2 separate regions of the Homo sapiens genome follow, and region 2 is linked to region 1. A link is a contact called in ENCODE POLR2A ChIA-PET data. All regions are on one chromosome and are shown on one strand. The core of a region is the stretch at or near the end of the contact, and the rest is flanking DNA. Distances in the headings are between cores, read along the strand shown.

Region 1 (7,075 bases), core at 2,587-5,086:
GTCCTTGAGTTCAACCAGGTCAGTTAGACGTCCAGTAGGGGGATGAGCATTGGAGCACTCCAGCTGTAGCAGAAACCTGGATATTAAGTACACTTTTATTGAGGAAATCACATGTGTGATGTGGGAGAGAATAATGAGGGTATAAATATCTTAGGGGCTGAGCATGAGTAAGGTGGGAGCTGCTTTTCTATTCTATGGCTGGCACGGGTATGTCCTCAATAACCTCAAGGAAAATAAACTTCAAAAATTAAGATCCTTGGCCAGGCACGGTGGCTTATGTGTGTAATCCCAGCACTTGGGGAGGCTGAGGGAGGTGGATCACTTGAGTCCAGGAGTTTGAGACCAGTCGGGGCAACATGGCGAAACTTCATCACTACCAAAGAAGAAAAAAATTAGCCAGGTGTGGTGGTGTATGCCTGTAGTCCCAGATACTCTGGTGGCTGAGGTGAGAGGATAGCTTGAGCCCAGGAAATTGAGGCTGCAGTGAACTATGATTGCACTACTGTGCTCCAGCTTGGGCAACAGAGTGAGATCTTGTCTCCAAAAGTCCTTGAAGGATTTTAGGAAGTTGTTAAAAGTCTTGAAACGATGTTTGGGGGCATGTTAGGGTTCTTGAATGTTTAATTCCTCTAATAACTGCTTATTCAAGAGAAGCATTTCTGACTGGGTGCAGGGCAGTGGCTCATGCCCATAATCCCAGTACTTTGGGAGGCTGAGGCAGGAGCATTGCTTGAGCCCAGGACTTCAAGACCAGCCTGGGTAACATAGGGAGACGCCCGTCTCTACAAATAGTAAAAATAAAAAATAAAAAAAGTAGCTGGGCGTGGTGGTGTGCACCTGTGGTCCCAGCTGCTTGGGATGCTGAGGTGGAAGGATCTCTTAAACCCAGGAGGGTGGAGGCTGCAGTGACTTGCGATTGCACCACTGCACTCCAGTCTGGGGGACAGAGTGAGACCCCATCTCAAAAAAGTGTTTAATTAATATACTTGTGAGTGGTCTATTTGCATTTAAAACTGCTTTCTAGAATTAGGATAGCTCCCTTAGGTTTAATGTTTTGGTGAGCAGGAATATCAGTTACCCCTCCAGATCTTAATTCTAGTTTTTTATCACTTTTTCATGAGGTGATCTCATCCTCATCTCCTAGCATGTCTGGCAATTTTGATTTCTGAACTCTGTGCTACCTCAGAGGCCAGCTTCCTTAGGGAAAAATCAGTGCTGAAGTAAAGTTATATTTCCTTTTCTGCTCTAAATATATAGTGGGGGAATAAGAGAAATGAAGAGGAATTCCTGAGAACGTAATTACTAGAAACTCCCCTCTCCCACGTAATGTCTCTCACACACCATGGACCCCTATTCCCCCAATTTGCGACCCCCCACCCCACCCCACAACAGGTGGTGATCTTTGTGAAGTCTGTGCAGCGGTGCATTGCCTTGGCCCAGCTACTAGTGGAGCAGAACTTCCCAGCCATTGCCATCCACCGTGGGATGCCCCAGGAGGAGAGGTGAGCTGAAGATGGGAAAGATATTTTGTGTCCTTGGGAGAAAAAGACAGTTGAGAGAAGGGAATCTCAACATGTTTTAAATTTCCTTTCTCACAAAGGCTTTCTCGGTATCAGCAGTTTAAAGATTTTCAACGACGAATTCTTGTGGCTACCAACCTATTTGGCCGAGGCATGGACATCGAGCGGGTGAACATTGCTTTTAATTATGACATGCCTGAGGATTCTGACACCTACCTGCATCGGGTAAACCTCACAGGCTGAAAAAATCCCACTCTCCCATTCCCTTGTTTTCTGTTTGTACATCTTCATTCCTGCCTCTGGGTCTCTTTCCTCTTCGGTCTTCCAGTGCTACCCTCTGTCTCCCTCCAGGTGGCCAGAGCAGGCCGGTTTGGCACCAAGGGCTTGGCTATCACATTTGTGTCCGATGAGAATGATGCCAAGATCCTCAATGATGTGCAGGATCGCTTTGAGGTCAATATTAGTGAGCTGCCTGATGAGATAGACATCTCCTCCTACAGTGAGTACTGATCTCATGAAACCCTTTAGGTCCTCCCTGTTCCTTAGTGTGTTTGTCCGAAATCCCATCACATAGGTCATGGGCATCTGATGCATAATGGACACTTGACTGGTTCATGCCCCCTGGTCTTTGATGCTGTGTTGGGATGTTTTTCTGACCTTTATGTGGGGTGTCTTGTCTTCTCTCATCATATTACATCCCTTCCCTCACCCCCACGTCCGTCCTCTGAACCCAGGCAGTACACCAGTGTCTGCATGTGTGCCGTGTGTTCCTGCCTCACTTTCCCCTTTTCATGCCTTATTCTGACCATGCTACGTTTTCTTCTCAGTTGAACAGACACGGTAGAAGACTCGCCCATTTTGGAATGTGACCGTCTGTCCTTCAGGAGAGGACACCAGGGTGGGGGTGAAGGAGACACTACTGCCCCCACCCCTGACAGCCCCCACCCCATGGCTTCCATCTTTTGCATCACCACCACTCCTGAACCCCCATTTCTGATTTGTCAGAATTTTTTTTTAACAAAACTAAAAATGAAACACATGTGTCTGTGGTATCTATAAGTGCTTCGTCCCTTTATTGTATTTGGGGTGAGGTTATTTTAGGGCATGGTCCAGGGTGAATTCCTATAAGGCCTGGGTGCCCTGCCTGCTGTGAGATCAAAGGGGAATGGGACTAAGACTGCAGAGCCCTGGCTCCCCCACTGCCTGCCAATTGCCTGCGCTTTGTGGTCTCTTCCACTTTCTCTGGCCTGGGAAGACGCTGGGGTGTTTATGATCCCAAGGCTCCTGGTGGGTGGTGCGTGTATTTTCAGCGCCGGAGGGTGCTGTGGGCACTGGGGGAAACTTAGGCGCCTCCTCCAAGGCTCTCTTGGTGCCTCCTCATCTGTTCCTTCAGCTTCTGGATCTTGAGCACCAGGGCTTGGGCCTCCCAGGCTCCCTCCTGCCCTTCAAGGAGGGCCTGGTACAGCTCCAGCTGCTGCTCCAACAACTCTTCAGCTCGGGCCAGCTCAGCTGTGCGGTGGGTCCCAGGGCCCTGGTCAGGGAATTAAGGGAGGGAGCATCAGCCAGGGCAGGGGGCTGAGGCCCTGGGAAGCTTTGTTGCAGGCTGTGGCTGGAAGTGAGAAATTCCACCTTCCCTATTCGTTTTTGAACCGGTCGTTTAAGGACACCTGTACTGAGAAGGCCAGGTAGCTTCCTGTCTTGGGCATAGGCCTCTGGGTGGTAGTAGGGGGAGCAAATAGAGTTCCCTGGCCCAGGGGCTGTAACTGGCTTCCTTGAACAAGGATATGGGGTCACTGGAAAGAGGATCAGCTGCTCCTCCCCGCTAAGAAATAATTAACTGTTAGGTGAGGGGGAATAGATCCTGTTCAAGGACTTTGTGGACTGTGCTGTTGTGGGTGGGGGTGGGGTGAGGGAAGGGAACCCTGAGGTCTGGGCTGGGGGAGGTGGGGAGAGGAGTTGGTAGCTGAACTAAGAAAAGAGCTGCAGGGGTAGGCATGGTGTGGGGTGGTGCAGGGTGGGATTGAGGGTTTTTTTTTCCCACACCCCAGTGTAAATTCTCACACCCTCTGTTCCTACCTGTGGTGCCACTTACCCTGGGAGGGGACGTCATCTTCCCATTTCCTCTGGAGCTGGTCTGCTCTTCCATGCTTGCTTTGGGGTTTTGGGAGCAGCACCCATGGGAGCCCTGGGGTGCCAAGGACCAGGAGGGCAGAAGGAGGCGAAGGAAATGGTACCGAGAGAGCCAGGGCAGAGGGAGGACCATGGCGGGTGACCTGGCAGGGAGCTGTGTGAGCTGTCCAACGGCCACCAGGAACTGGTTCGCTCCAGGACTTGGCCTCACTTGAGTGCCTGGCCCTGCCCAGGCCCCAGCCCCCAGCCCTGCCCCTGCCCCTGCCCCACTCTGCCCCACGTCTCTCCCAGCCTGGCCCCAGACAGAGTCCAGGAACAACTCCTGTTCCTGATGTGAAAAATGTCCCTGCCAGTTTAGGCAGAACTTGCTTTAGAGCACTGGTGCCCAGCCTACCACAGGTCTGTGATTTTTTTTTTTTGATCTAGTGTTTATTAGGTATGAATTTTACAAACATTAGCGGTAGCTGTGGAGCTGGAGAGTATTGCACCTTCTCCAAGCTGCATGGCGAGAACCACCAATAGTGTGGTAGAACTTACAGCCCTTTCCAAGGCCGTGGCTCTCTTGGCCTGCAGATAGCCTACGCATCTCCCTATGCTTGTTGTGGACCACTGGGTGTCAGGTTTCCTTCTGATAGTGTTATGGAATGGATCAACTAGGATAGCCTCAAAAACTTTGTATGTGGAATCTTTAACCAGCCCAGTGAGAATTCAGGACTCAGAGCCCCACAGTGGCATCCAGCTTGCTCTTCTGTAACAGACTGAAGGCTTTAAGCAAACTAGCTGGTTAACACCATGATAGACAGGCTTGCTGTTAAGTTGCCTTCTTAGGAACTAGATTTTCAGCCACCGTGGCGCTTATATGTAACATAACCTTGCTTGGCTGTAGCCCAGTAGCGTGCTTTATTGGGCTGGGTGGGGCGGGGATCCCTGTGGAGAGCAGAGAGCTGGTGGTACTGCCAGCAGCGGACCCTCAGAAGAAAGCTCATGACATCAGACTGCTTCTTCCATAGCTTCTGGATGTACTTGTATGCACCATCTTGGTTTACCCAGTGGCTGCTGCCAGACAGAAAGGAAAGGCTACCACAGGTCTTGTGTCTTTTTTTTTTTTTTTTTTTTTTTGAGACGGAGTCTCGCTCTGTTGCCCAGGCTGGAGTGCAGTGGCGCAATCTGGGCTCACTGCAAGCTCTGCCTCCCGGGTTCACGCCATTCTCCTGCCTCACCCTCCCGAGGAGCTGGGACTACAGGTGCTCGCCACTACGCCCGGCTAATTTTTTGTATTTTTAGTGGAGACGGGGTTTCACCGTGTTAGCCAGGGTGGTCTCGATCTCCTGACCTCATGATCCGCCCGTCTTGGCCTCCCAAAGTGCTGGGATTACAGGCGTGAGCCACCGCACCCGGCATTTCTTAACACTGTCTTTTCTCACTTCACTCTGCAAGGTAGGAATTACCTCACTGGTTTGCACCTGAGGAAACTGGCTCAGATGGTTTCATTCAGCATTCACTGGGGAAGTGTCTGTTGGGGGCAGCTCTAGGCTGGATGTGCTCGAAGGTCCATAGCTGGTTGTTGGTAGGGCCTGGAGGGTTCATGTCTAGGTCCACCTGACTTGAAAGCTCATCCTGACCTTGCTTAAGTGCTGATTCCCCTTTGCAGATGTACCTTTTATTGTGCTTCCCTTTATTGCTCTTTGCAGATGCTGTTTTTTATTTAGAGATTGGAGGCTTGTGGCAACCCTGTGTCAAGCACATCAAACAGGTCTATTGGTGCTATTTTCCCAACAGCAGGCAGACATCATGTCTCCATGTCACGCTGTGGAATTCTCAAAATGTTTCAAGCGTTTTCATTATTATACTTGTTACAGTGACCTGTAATCAGTTACTGAAGTTAACTATTGTGATTGTTTTGGGACACCATGAGCGATGCTCATATAAGACAGCAAACTTAATGGAAAAATGTGTGTGTTGTGACTGCTTCACCAACTGGCCATTCTCCCGACTCTGCTTTCCAGGCCTCCCTATTCCCTGAGGCACAACAATATTGAAAGGAATAATCCATGCGGCAAATGGCAAACATCATTGTCTTATTTTAAGAAGTTGTCAAAGCAGCCTTCAGCAGCCATGCCCCTGATCCATGGAGGCAAGACCCTCCCCCAGCAAAAAGATCAGGATTAGCTGAAGCCTCATATGATGGTTAGCATTTGTTTAGCAATTAAGTATTTTAAAATTAAAGTATATGGCCAGATACAGTGGCTCACGCCTGTAATCCCAGCACTTTGGGAGGCCGAGGTGGGTGGATCACTTGAGGTCAGGAGTTCAAGATTAGCCTGGCCAACATGGTGAAACCTCATCTCTACTAAAAATACAAAAATTAGCTGGGCATGGTGATGGGCACCTGTAGTCCCAGCTACTTGGGAGGCTGAGCAGGAGAATGGCTTGAACTCAGGAGGCGGAGGTTGCAGTGAGCCAAAATCGTGGCACTGCACTCCAGCCTGGGTGACAGAGCGAGACTCCATTAAGTATATACACAGTTTTTTGTACACAATGCTACTGTACACTTAACAGACTACAATATAGTACAAACATAACTTTTATGCACAATAGGAAACTAAAAAGTTTGTGTGACTCACTTTGTTGCTATGGTCTGGAAACAAATCTTCAGTATCTCCGAGGTATGCCTGTCATTTCCCTTTCCCTCTTCTTGCTGGCCCAGAATGACCTTGTTTCTTGCCCCTGTCTAGCCCTGCATGCTGTAGGGGTTTGCCTTCTCTGGTAGGTCTGGGCACTTTGTATCCCTTGTAACCTTGGCTCCTGGGATATGACACTGGTACAACTGGCCTCAAGTTCTGTTGGACTAGTGAGCCTCCCCCAACACCTCCTGAAGTAGAACCAAAGGCCTGTGCACACACCGTGCATGTGTGAGTCTGCATAGAGATGTCAGCTTCCTGCAGGGTGTTCTGAAGGGATGTCCTGTTGTGACTGGACTGTGACATAGCCACAGGCCCAGAGGCAGGAGTGGCTCAGAAGGGAGTGGCTGGTCCCAATTTTGATCATCTAGGAACAGGAAGGTCCTTAGAAAACCATGCCCCAGAAGGCAGGATTGCTGGAGAGTGGACAGCTGCTAGCCAGCTCGCTATCTGGATATCACTCTGCATTGGGAGGGAAGATGGCCTCTGCCATGGTGTAAGAGTCCAGGAACCAGGCAGTGAGGACTTCCCAGCGGTCAGTGCTTCTCACACTTGCGGGCCAAAGCACCTTTAGATGAGGCCAAAGACTTTACGTTCCTCATTAGCTGACTTTTTCCCACTTAAGTGGAAAAAGAACCCAGAACCTTTGTAAAAGTTTAAGGGGAGAAGGGCTTTCCCTCTTGTATCTTGGTGATAAGGTTATGCATGACTCATACTTTAATTGCAATGTGTACACAGCTAAAG
Region 2 (5,247 bases), core at 1-2,500, 57 kb before region 1:
AATATACCCTCAGAGCTTCTCCATCCCAGACCTTAATACCTCACCTCTTACCAGGTTTCTGGGCCTCCCGTGAGGTCCCTTTCCCTCCTGTACCAGCTGTCCCCAGAGGCCTGTCCACCTAGTCATGAGCTGCATACATCACTGTTCCCCATCACTTCCTAAGCTCCCAGGACTCTCTCTATGCAGATGCAAGAGACACTTTACTTACCATCATTCCGCGATAACATTAGGTCAGGGATCAGGGACTGGCCTGGAGGTCAGGAACTCTAGTCCTTGCTCTTTTAGGCGAAATGATCAGGGGCTGGTGACTTGCCTCAAGTTCCTCATCTGTGAAGTGAGGGGCCCTCTGTTATAATCGTTCCCAGGCTGGGGAGCCTCCCTTATGTGCCAACCCTGAGCTGGGCACTTTCCATTCCTCACTGCTAATCCCCAGAACATAGGGTATCATGGTGCCCGTTGCCCAAGTAAAGACCCGAGATTCAAGCCTGGACTTTACTAGGTCACCCATCCCAGAAAGGTGGAGCTGGGGTTTAAGGCCAGCTCTGCCCAACTCCAGAGCCCAGCCCTTTCCTCTGCCCTGGGCTGACCACGTGGTTTGGAGGGGACTTTTCAGCCCTGGATGGTTCTAGGTGCTGGTAAGGGGATGATGGAGGGGAAGGAGCCTGGGCCTGGGTGGGTGTGGGCACTGGGGGGAAGAAGGGAGGGTGATATCAGCACACCCAGCAGGTGGGCTGCTCCCTGAGCCGCAGAGCAGCGCGGGAGTGTGGGGGCCCCCTTGGCTGGTGTGGAGAGCTGCTTCCCACAGGCAGATGCTGCTAGGGCTGAAGTGGGGCATGGAGGAGTATCTGGGGCCCCATAACTTCCCCTCAGGCACTTCCTCCCCTCCAACCACTGGTTCCTGTTTGAGGGTGAAGAGGGGGCCGTTCTCTTCACCCCAGAGCCAGATATACTGACTAGGGTCTGGAAACTGGGACCCTTCTGGGTTTAAGAGGAATTCTGGGGGGTGGGGAGCAGAAGTGCAGGTGGAGGCCATAAGGGCCGTGGGCACAGAAATGAATTGTCTTTAATTTCTTTGGGGAGCAGAGACTCAGAGGATTCCTCGACGGCCCAGGGAAACTCAAACCCATACTCTCCCTCCCCTCATCTTAGCTTCACCCCACTCTGGGGTGTGACCATCCTTCCACCAAGGTCCCTGCCCATTCCCAGCTTACCCAGAGCTTGTGGCCTGCAGGATGGACAGACTCCAAACTGGCCAGTGCTGTCTGGCTGAAGAGAAGTGTTGCCACCTCAGACATTCCTGCCCCTCCTCTGGCTTTAACTTCTCCCCCAGCCTGGGTTCCTCCCCAGCATTGTTAGGAGAGGAAGTTCGGCTCCAGGGTTAGGGTTACAACATCTTTCTTTTCAAACTTCTGGGCCTGTAGCTAGGGCCATAATCTGCCTCAGCTCCAGTCATTTCACTGATCCTGCCACTAGTCAGCAAACACCCACCACCTTCAGGTGTCTTCCTTGATTAACTCTTCTCTATTACCTCTTACACTGCATCTGTTGAGACCTCTTGATCTTGGCATATGTCTGTGGACACATGTACCCTGCTCCAGTTCAGACTGGGAGCTCTGGCATATTTGGTGTTCTGGTGACCCACTTGGTGTTCTGCAGCTCTATGCAGCAGGCTGCTTGGCTGTCTGATTAACAAACATGAGAGTTAAAGGCAGCCATACTAGATCTACATGAGCCCTGTGGATAGATCAAGGACAGAAAGTTGGTGACAAGTTGGTGACAGGAAAGGAGGTGTGGGCAATACAGGTGGACTTCCTGTAGGAGGCAGCATTCTGGCATTGAACACAGAACTAAGTAAAGGCAGCGGCCTGAGGCTCTCTGGAGAGACCTGGGTGAAGGCTTCTTAGTGGCACTGTGATGGAGAAGGAGATGGGTGCTGGAGGATTGCACACCCACTCCTTGAGGAGGGTGAAGACTGGGGAGCGCCTGTAAGGCAAGGGGTGAGGAGGAGATGTGGTGCCTGGGTGGGTCCATATTAATTTGCGTTTCCCCTTCCAAATTCAAGAACCTTCTACTTCCTCCCCCACCCTTCTCCCCATCCTCCATGTTCCCCATGCTGAATAATATTCAGGGTTTTTTGTTTGTTTGTTTTGTTTTTTTTACATTTTATTATTAAAAAGTGCAAACATAGGGTGAAATGAGAATAATTGTACAGTGAACATATTCTTACCACCTAGATGCTACTATTAACATTTTTTGTTTTGTTTTGTTTTTGAGATGGGGTCTCACTCTGTCACTCAGCCTGAAGTGCAGTGGTGAAATCATAGCTCACTGCAGCCTTGAATTCCTGGGCTCAGAGGTCCTCCCACCTTAGCCTTCTGAGTAGCTAGGACTACAGACACCAGCTACCACATGAGGCTTTGTAGAAATGGGGTCTTACTATGTTGCCCAGGCTGATTTTGAACTCCTGGTCTCAAGCAATCTTTCCACCTTAGCCTTCCAAAGTGCTGGAATTACAGGAGTGGGCCACTGCACCTGGCTCTATTAACATTTTTTATTTGCTTTATCACATATTTATCAATCCATCTCACTTTTAAATATCTTTTAAAATTACAAATATCAGTACATTTTACATCTAAACCCTTCAGAAGCTTAACATTGACTGGAGTTCAGTATTTATTTCCCCATTTCTTTTCTGGCCTGAGGAAGGCAAATTTTACATACAAATCTCAAGTCAGTACTCTTTTTTTTTTTTGAGACGGAGTCTTGCTCTGTTGCCCAGGCTGGAGTCCAGTGGTGTGATCTTGGCTCACTGCAACCTCTGCCTTCTGGGTACAAGCGATTCTCCTGTCTCAGCCTCCCAAGTAGCTGGGACTACAGGTTTGTGCCACCATATCCAGCTAATTTTTGTATTTTTAATGGAGAAGGGGTTTCACCATGTTGGCCAGGCTGGTCTCAAACTCTTGACCTCAAGTGATCCACCTGCCTTGGTCTCCTAAAGTGCTGGGATTATAGGTGTGAGCCATCTCGCCTGGCCTAATACTGTTTTGTTTGTTTGTTTTTGTTTTTAAGACAGAGTCTTGTTCTTGTCACCCAGGCTGGAGTGCAATGGCATGATTTCGGCTCACTGCAACTTCCGCCTCCTGGGTTCAAGTGATTCTCCTGCCTCAGCCTCCCAAGTAGCTGGAATTAAAGGTGCCTACCACCACGCCCCGCTAATTTTTATATTTTTAGTAGAGATGGGGTTTCACCATGTTGATCAGGCTGCTCTCGAGCTCCTTACCTCAGATGATCCACCTTCCTTGGCCTCCCAAAGTGCTGGTATTATAGGCAAGAGCCACTGCGCCCAGCCCCAGTATTCAGTTTTTAAACTGTCTTGTTATCAAGGCTCTGGAGCCAGATGCCTGGGTTCAAATTCTGGTTCTGCCACTGACTCTGTGAGCTCCATAAGTTTCTTAACCTCTCTGTACCTCAGTTTCCTCTTAGGGTTTTTGTCAGGATTATAATTATTGGCTGGGCATGATGGCTCATGCTTGTAATCCCAGCACTTTAGGAGGCCAACACGGGCAGATCACGTGAGTCCAGGAGTTTGAGCCCAGCCTGGGCAATGTGGCAAAAATCCATCTCTACAAAAAATGCAAAAATTAGCTGGGCATGGTGGCATGTGCCTATAGTCCCAGCTATTCAGGAGGCTGAGGTAGGTGAATCCATAGATCCTGGGAGGTCAAGGCTGCAGTGAGCCATGATCCTGCCATTGCATTCCAGTCTGGGTGACATAGCGAGACCCTGTCTCAAAAAAAAAAATTATTAAAGTGTGTAAATCAGTGGCATAAACATGTTAAGTGCATTTTGTGGGTCAGCTATATTATTATTAGTATTACGGAAACACATAGAGATGTTACCAAGAAGGGGAGATGATTGGAGCCACTTCCAGCTTCCTTGGACCTGGTCTTTCTTCCCTTGACTCTTTTTTTTTTTTTTTTTTTTTTTTTGAGAGAGAGAGTCTCAGCCTGTTGCCCAGGCTGGAGTGCAATGGTGCAATCTTGGCTCACTGCAACCTCTGCCTCCCAGGTTTAAGTGATTCTCCTGCCTCAGCCTCCTGTGTAGCTGGAATTACAGGCGCGTGCCACCACGCCCGGCTAACTTTTTGTATCTTTAGTAGAGACAGGGTTTCACCATGTTGGCCAGGCTGGTCTCGAACTCCTGACCTCAAGTGATCCACCTGCCTCAGCCTCCCAAAGTGTTGGGATTACAGGTGTAAGCCACTACCCCGGCTACTCCCTTGACTCTTAACCACTCATGCTGCCTACATCTACCATTCATGTGGTCCTTGCTGCTTTGTTTTGGTTATTCCTGCATTTATTTGTCCTTTTATTCATTTATGTATAAACATTTAGTAAGCACCTACTAATGGATAGGGCTCATTGTAGACTTGGAAGCTCTCTGAGGGTGGGAGTATGCCTCGTCCATCTGTCTTTACTTTTTGTAGCAAGGGAGGTAAAGCTCCATTTCCATCCCTCCTTAGTGAGTCAGTAGTCAGTGGTGAGGCTAAGGCTTACCTCTCCCTTTCTCACTCAGCACAGGGGGCTGGAGATGAGCAAGGGAACGGGAGGAGGTCAGCCCAGTATGGGAATCAGTTCTTCTCAGGGAACCCAGACATCCATCCCTCAAGATTCCAGTCCTTGTCCTAGTCCGGCCCTTGACCTCAGAGACGGGATCAGCTCTTCCTCCAGCACCTACCTTGAGGGTATAGAAGAATGCAAACCACATTGGAAACCTGGAGATCTGTGTTCTCATTTCAGCTCTGCTGACTGGCTTCCTGCAAGCTACCTTCCCTCCCTGGGCCTCAGTTTCTCTCTCTGCTGAGCCAGAAGATGTCTAAAGACCCCTTTGGTTCCACCCTGAGAGCCTGTCTCCCTAACCTCAACTTCTTCCCCAGTTCAGAGAACCCAGGCATCCAGCTGCCCCACCCCAGCTCTGGGTAAACAGGAAGCTGGGTGAGGGGAGCAGGGGTGTGCGGAAAGTCCCAGCCAGGTGTGCAGGTCTACAGGGAGGGGGTGGGCCCGTCCCTGAGGTATGAAAGCCCCCTGCTCTGGCTCTGGTTCAGTCTCAATGGGGGCACTGGGGCTGGAGGGCAGGGGTGGGAGGCTCCAGGGGAGGGGTTCCCTCCTGCTAGCTGTGGCAGGAGCCACTTCTCTGGTGACCTTGTTGCTGGCGGTGCCTATCACTGTCCTGGCTGTGCTGGCCTTA

What was found. ChIA-PET counts read pairs that join two places held with the same protein, here RNA polymerase II (POLR2A).
Region 2: POLR2A ChIA-PET joins it to region 1 with 10 read pairs in H1. The contact joins the promoter of LST1 here to the promoter of MCCD1 in region 1. POLR2A ChIA-PET finds 5 or more read pairs at or near these places in 13 of 52 experiments (CD4-positive, alpha-beta T cell, CD8-positive, alpha-beta memory T cell, GM10248 and 8 more).

The regions. Positions count from the first base shown.
Region 1 is chr6:31,525,723-31,532,797 of GRCh38, reverse strand. MCCD1 (mitochondrial coiled-coil domain 1) reads right to left here and starts at 3,836. Exons shown (of 2, transcript NM_001011700.3): 1 at 3,613-3,836; 2 at 2,566-3,051. The coding sequence starts at 3,783. The coding sequence ends at 2,863. DDX39B (DExD-box helicase 39B) reads left to right here. Exons shown (of 11, transcript NM_004640.7): 7 at 1-18; 8 at 1,393-1,502; 9 at 1,601-1,745; 10 at 1,872-2,019; 11 at 2,348-2,572. The coding sequence ends at 2,364. It overlaps ATP6V1G2-DDX39B (ATP6V1G2-DDX39B readthrough (NMD candidate)), which reads left to right. Exons shown (of 13, transcript NR_037853.1): 9 at 1-18; 10 at 1,393-1,502; 11 at 1,601-1,745; 12 at 1,872-2,019; 13 at 2,348-2,579. It also overlaps the pseudogene RPL15P4.
Region 2 is chr6:31,582,280-31,587,526 of GRCh38, reverse strand. LST1 (leukocyte specific transcript 1) reads right to left here and starts at 1,250. Exons shown (of 5, transcript NM_205839.3): 1 at 1,212-1,250; 2 at 209-327. The coding sequence starts at 227. LTB (lymphotoxin beta) reads left to right here and starts at 5,103. Exons shown (of 4, transcript NM_002341.2): 1 at 5,103-5,247. The coding sequence starts at 5,110. RefSeq lists an enhancer at 4,749-5,247.